2 separate regions of the Homo sapiens genome follow, and region 2 is linked to region 1. A link is a loop called in an ENCODE intact Hi-C map of the cell type or tissue named here. Cell type or tissue: endothelial cell of umbilical vein. All regions are shown on one strand. Region 1 overlaps KCNJ5 (potassium inwardly rectifying channel subfamily J member 5). Region 2 overlaps ARHGAP32 (Rho GTPase activating protein 32).

Evidence for each region. Peaks named below come from ENCODE experiments on the same cell type or tissue, not always from the same donor. Only the 100,000 strongest peaks of a DNase experiment are listed, where the experiment ranks them.
Region 2: a loop joins it to region 1, with 5 times the contacts of the local background. A loop is called at or near these places in 8 of 110 quality-filtered maps.

The regions. Positions count from the first base shown.
Region 1 is chr11:128,907,437-128,909,936 of GRCh38, reverse strand. All of the region lies in intron 1 of KCNJ5 (potassium inwardly rectifying channel subfamily J member 5), which reads right to left. Among named protein-coding and RNA genes, the nearest start is that of KCNJ5-AS1, 2.5 kb to the right of the region's middle. In endothelial cell of umbilical vein, no CTCF peak of the experiment used is centred here; a DNase peak (open chromatin) is centred at 1,226; H3K27ac peaks cover 516 bases.
Region 2 is chr11:128,963,305-128,965,804 of GRCh38, reverse strand. It overlaps ARHGAP32 (Rho GTPase activating protein 32), which reads left to right. Exons shown (of 23, transcript NM_001378024.1): 23 at 1-745. Among named protein-coding and RNA genes, the nearest start is that of TP53AIP1, 22 kb to the right of the region's middle. In endothelial cell of umbilical vein, no CTCF peak of the experiment used is centred here; a DNase peak (open chromatin) is centred at 1,204; H3K27ac peaks cover 364 bases.

The DNA.
Region 1 (2,500 bases):
CAACGGCCAGCAGACACTGATGCTCCGGGGCTCATGCTAAGGCTGATGACCTGCTCCCTTCAGAAAGTTCTATGAGCTTCTGGCCCTGGGAAACATCACCTTAGGGATACTATCTTTCAACCCTTCTTCCTCTTTATAAGTAAGTCTTCCTTGAATTCGCAGTTACCCTCCCTCCCGGGTATAGGGTCCCCCAGGAACCCCCACTTACTTATCTGTCCTGATCGAGAAACACAGAATGCCTAGACTGCTCTGTCACTTGGCCAGCTGCATGTCTTTTCCTGCAGGCCTGAGCCCTGGAAACATTCCCTGGCACTGAAACCCTGTTTAGGTTGTTACCTGAAATACTGAAAGATTAAACATGTTGCTAAACATGTAGGAATTAGCCCAACCTTGGGCCAAATAACTCCATAACCCAGAGCCCTTGCCGCAGACATACTTAAGCGGAGCACCTCTTTTCTTGCTGTCTGTCATGAGGACCAGTGCAGCGCTCTACATGTAAGTTCCCCTAATAAGTGCTTTGGAACTTGGTGATTTCTTCTTTGGAATCTCAACTGACCCCATTTGGGGATGGTTTGGGCAGTCCCTTGCAGGAATTCCCCTGCCACCATTCTGAGGGTGACTCCAGCTGCAGGTTCCACCAGGCAGAACACCGGGAAGCTGTGTCCCCAGTAGAACAACCTGGAAAAAGGCCTGTCAACCACTGAGCTGACTGCCTAATGGCAAACCAAGGTAGATCCCAGCTGTCCTGGGGAGTCAGATGACCCTGGCAGGCCTTTTCCTGTGCTGCCTGGGTGATTATAGCAATTTCAAGATAACCTTTAAAACATCATATCAAAAGGTCATCTGAAGGGCTTTGTCCCAGATGTCCATTGGCCATTTCCCATTCTGCATAGGGCCACCTGCTTCCTGCTCCTTCATGTGGCAGTTAACAAGGATAAATGAGACAAGGAGGAAAATGCTTGGGGCTATCTTTGCAGAATCCCAAGCAGGAATTTGCTCTGCCTTAAGTGGGAGACTTCATCCTGAAAACTCAATCACAGATGCTCAGAGATGATGGAAAATGCTGCTGTCCCGAGGCCCCGTGTATTCTGGACACCCCAGCTGTTGGAACCAAGATAGGCTTCCAATGGGGGTGCCGCTGCGGACTCCCTGAGCCACTGAGGTTGGGCAGGGCAGGCACAGTGCCACAAGAATGAGTCATTGGCCGGGGCACATGGGAGCTCACATCCTCCTGTACTCAGCTCTTTGGGGAAACAGCTTGCTGCTGATTTTCTGCACTGTTTCCTTCTTTATTTTTAAACATACTTGCATACATTCTTGTAGGCGAAGGCTTTGTGCCGTACTAGAAACGGGAAAATGTTTTCTAGGAGACTTCAGCCCAGATAGGAAAACTTTTTGCGTCTGGCAGATAGGAAAGGGTGGTTTACTTTTGATTTGATATTGGGACGCATTCCTGTGCGCTGGAATCATCCGCAGAAGTCATCCCTTGCTCAACCCAGGGTAACATCTGGATTCTGACTCAGTGTCCAACAAACCAGCTTTGTGGTCCAAATACAAACAAACTTAACTTTCTTTGCCTCAGTTTACTCTGCTATAAATCCCAGATAATATCCTCTGCTCCTCCAGCCCTGGGAGCCAATTGTAGGGATTCATGGAAAGAATACATGATACAAACATAAGTATAAATAAAATAAACATACGTATTCATAATCTCTCCTCAAATTGAAATTTAATGCAATATCCCATTAACCCCATTTTAAAGATGAAGAAAGAGAGGTAGAGATTATCTAAGACAAATAGCTAAAGGCCCAGTGGGCAATTTGCAGGGCAAGCATTGAGCTGACCAGCATGCAGCCTCTACTGTTTAGATTTCTTTTAAGGGTAAGTAAAATCCCCATCCTTGAAACCCTGGCTTCCAGTGTTGTGTGCCTATCAAGTCAAAAGGATTTTCAGGGACAATGGAGATGAAATTCTTTAATCAGGTTTTCGAGATCCGTTCTATTAATTATGCACTCATTAAGCACACATTAATTGAGGAACTACTATAGCCAAACCCCTGTGCTAGGAGCTGGACATAAAGCAGTGAAGAAGATAAACGCAGAGCCAGCCCTCCCATAGTTGATATTCTAGCATTTCCTCTTTGAAGCTAGGGTTTTTGCAGAACTGTCTGTAGAGGACAGACAGGGAGGAATGCTGTGGCTGGCCTAGGTAAGCTGAGCATCCTAGCTACTCTCTGCAGGACGCAGGGAAAGGCACTGACTTGAGCAAATCCTATTAAGCCTCATCAAGCCTGATACTTCTCTTCTTCCATCCTCTCCTGTGTCTGTGAATGGGAAGCTGTGTTGAGACATGATGAAAGCTTTTGGAAAAGACAGAGCTTCAAGTCCAGCAAAGTGGTTTAATCCCTTTGATAGGAAAACACAAGTGGAGAAAGACTCAAAAGAGGCAAAATCAAAGGAAGTTGTATTTCAGATGATGCGTTAGTGAATGTGACATCCAT
Region 2 (2,500 bases), 56 kb before region 1:
TTGCCCCTTTAGTTAAAGAAGGAGCCTGCAAAGTCCATTTCTCTGTTTTCAGCCCTGTCAGTCACCCATTTAGGATGTTGGCAAAGTACTGCTTGAGCAGAATGTGTAAGAAAGTAATAATGAAAGCAAAAGTATGTCAGACAGTTACTTCTTCCACATGGTTAGAGGCATGTGATTTTCAGCACTGTGTGTTACAGAAATGTCAGGAATGGTGTATTATAACGTGTGCAAGATAATGTCAGTGTGCACAGAGGGTCTTTTTTCCTTATCTGATTAGTACTGTTAATGTTCAAAGAATAAAAATGGTTTTACAGTTTAGATTCTGAGATAGCAAAACCTGATTTTTCAACCATGACCTGCATGAGAGAAGCATCCTAGGAAGTCTTAGATCATACTTTTGAGTTTTTAATTTTAATTTATATAGTGTTTTTTTATGTCTTAATATTTTTGTGAACTGGTGTAAATTGTTAATGCATATAAGCTTGTGTATTTTTGTAAATAGTTTTGTGATTTATTTCTTGCCCCATATGTAAATATTTAGAGTCTCATTTCTTGCAAACTTATTTGAAGCTGAGTTGTGGGTTTGGGTTTTGTTTGTTTCTTTGGTTGCAGGGTGGGGTGGGGGGTGGCAGGGGAGGGAGGAAGGGATTTTTGTACCTGGAGATGGAGATATCTTGTGGTTTAAAGCAAATGTCCCACTGAAAGTGATTCAAATATCAACAGAATTATTTCAGGTTAAAACAGACTGCTTTGTGTATGTGTTTCCTTTTTGACCTAATATGAATTATAATGAGATAGTGGGGGTGATTGATTTGGGGAATTAGGACCAAAGGACACATGTTTTCATGACACATCCTGTTATGCCCAGGGGTACGCTATTTGAGGAAAGGGGTTAAGTGTCTCCTGTCGTTATCTATTTACCACCTTTTGCTGCCTGGCCAAATTTCCCCCAAGTCAAACACTGTTCCCTGTAGAGCGGTGGAGACCTCTTGATCCATCCTGGAGAGTCTGGGCTGACTTGCTGCTTCCTGCTCCTGAAGGAGTCCACACTCCGCTCTTGGAGCCTGGTTCCCGAGTGTGCACTTCTCAGGAAACTGAATCAGCTTATCTCAGGATCCTTCAAAGGGGATTCTGAATAAAACCATATCTTTACAGATTCCCAGGAAACATCTTGGACATCCTGTTTTCTCTCTCTTAAGGGTGAAATGACCATAAAAGAATCATGCCGCAGATGAGGCCACCTGTGGTGAGCTGGCTCGCAGCAAGCCCAGATCAAGTGTTAGTGAGACGGTGACTCTAGGTGTGAAGCAAGTACTGCAAGTGGCCCAGCTGCCCAGCAGGGCTCCAGAGTTTCTTCTGCTGCCACAGTTCTCAAAATAAATACTTCAGTATCAACCAGGACTTAAAGGTGAGGCGGGGAGGACCCTCAATATTCAGCTGTTGAATATTGGTTTTCCTATTGAGAGTCAAGTTGCAAATCATTCTTCATTTTGAGGTGTTAGGGCCCTATTTTTTTTTCTTGCCAGCAATAGGAAAAGTTGCCTGTTTATTCCAGATGGCCCTAGTAAGCCAACCGTCTTTTCTGTGCCTGCATACCACACTCCAGACCTCAGCAAAGATACAGCATCTGCTTTGGTAAGCGTCCTCAGACCTGAATAAGTGTTCCCATGGAAACTGCTCAGATGGGATGAAAGAAAAGATACAGCCGCAGCTCCACTGGGTCTTCTCAGTTTTCAGGACTCTGCTTTCCATGCCAACTATTTCATCACCAAACTTATGTTATACTGACAAAAATATGGTACCTACCTCTTAAAATGTGTATCACTGAGGAATCAGTAACACATACATTCTTGGTGGTTGAGATTTTAGTCATTTGTGGTTGTACAGGAAGAGGCACATTTTAAAGTAACACTGACTCCCCATCCAGTAAAACCTTGGGCATCTGGAAACACCAGAAATAAGACATTTTAGTTGGTCATGTTTTTCATACAGTTGACAGTGTACCTCTGAAAAAGTATAAGGTGTAATTTTATTTTAGACCCTTGAATCAAAATACTTCCAGAATGTATTTCCAACCACAAATTTTGTGGCCAGTGTAGTTTCATCACTTGTATCAATAGATTACTGCACCATGCATAACTTAGGGATATCCTCGGGGGCACACTGAGATAAAAGATCTGCGTTTATACCAAGTGGTTTAACACCAGTTCTTTTTATATTTTTATACCCCTTTTTTTCAGTTTCGTATGTCTTTGCTGCTGTCACTTTGTGTTACTGTCTAAGAACTACCTATAAACCCTCCTCTTCCTTTTTCTCTTTGTAATTCTAATCTGGGGAGCAAAAGTAGTTCTGAACTGGAGTCCTGAAAGGTTATCCTGAATCGTGTGGACTTTGTATTGTCTATTTTTTGTTACTCTGAGGCTCTTGTTTTCTCCTAGCAAAGGGCTTGGATAGCTGAGTCTCAGGAAGGAGATGTTAGTGTATAAGATGCTCAGAAGGG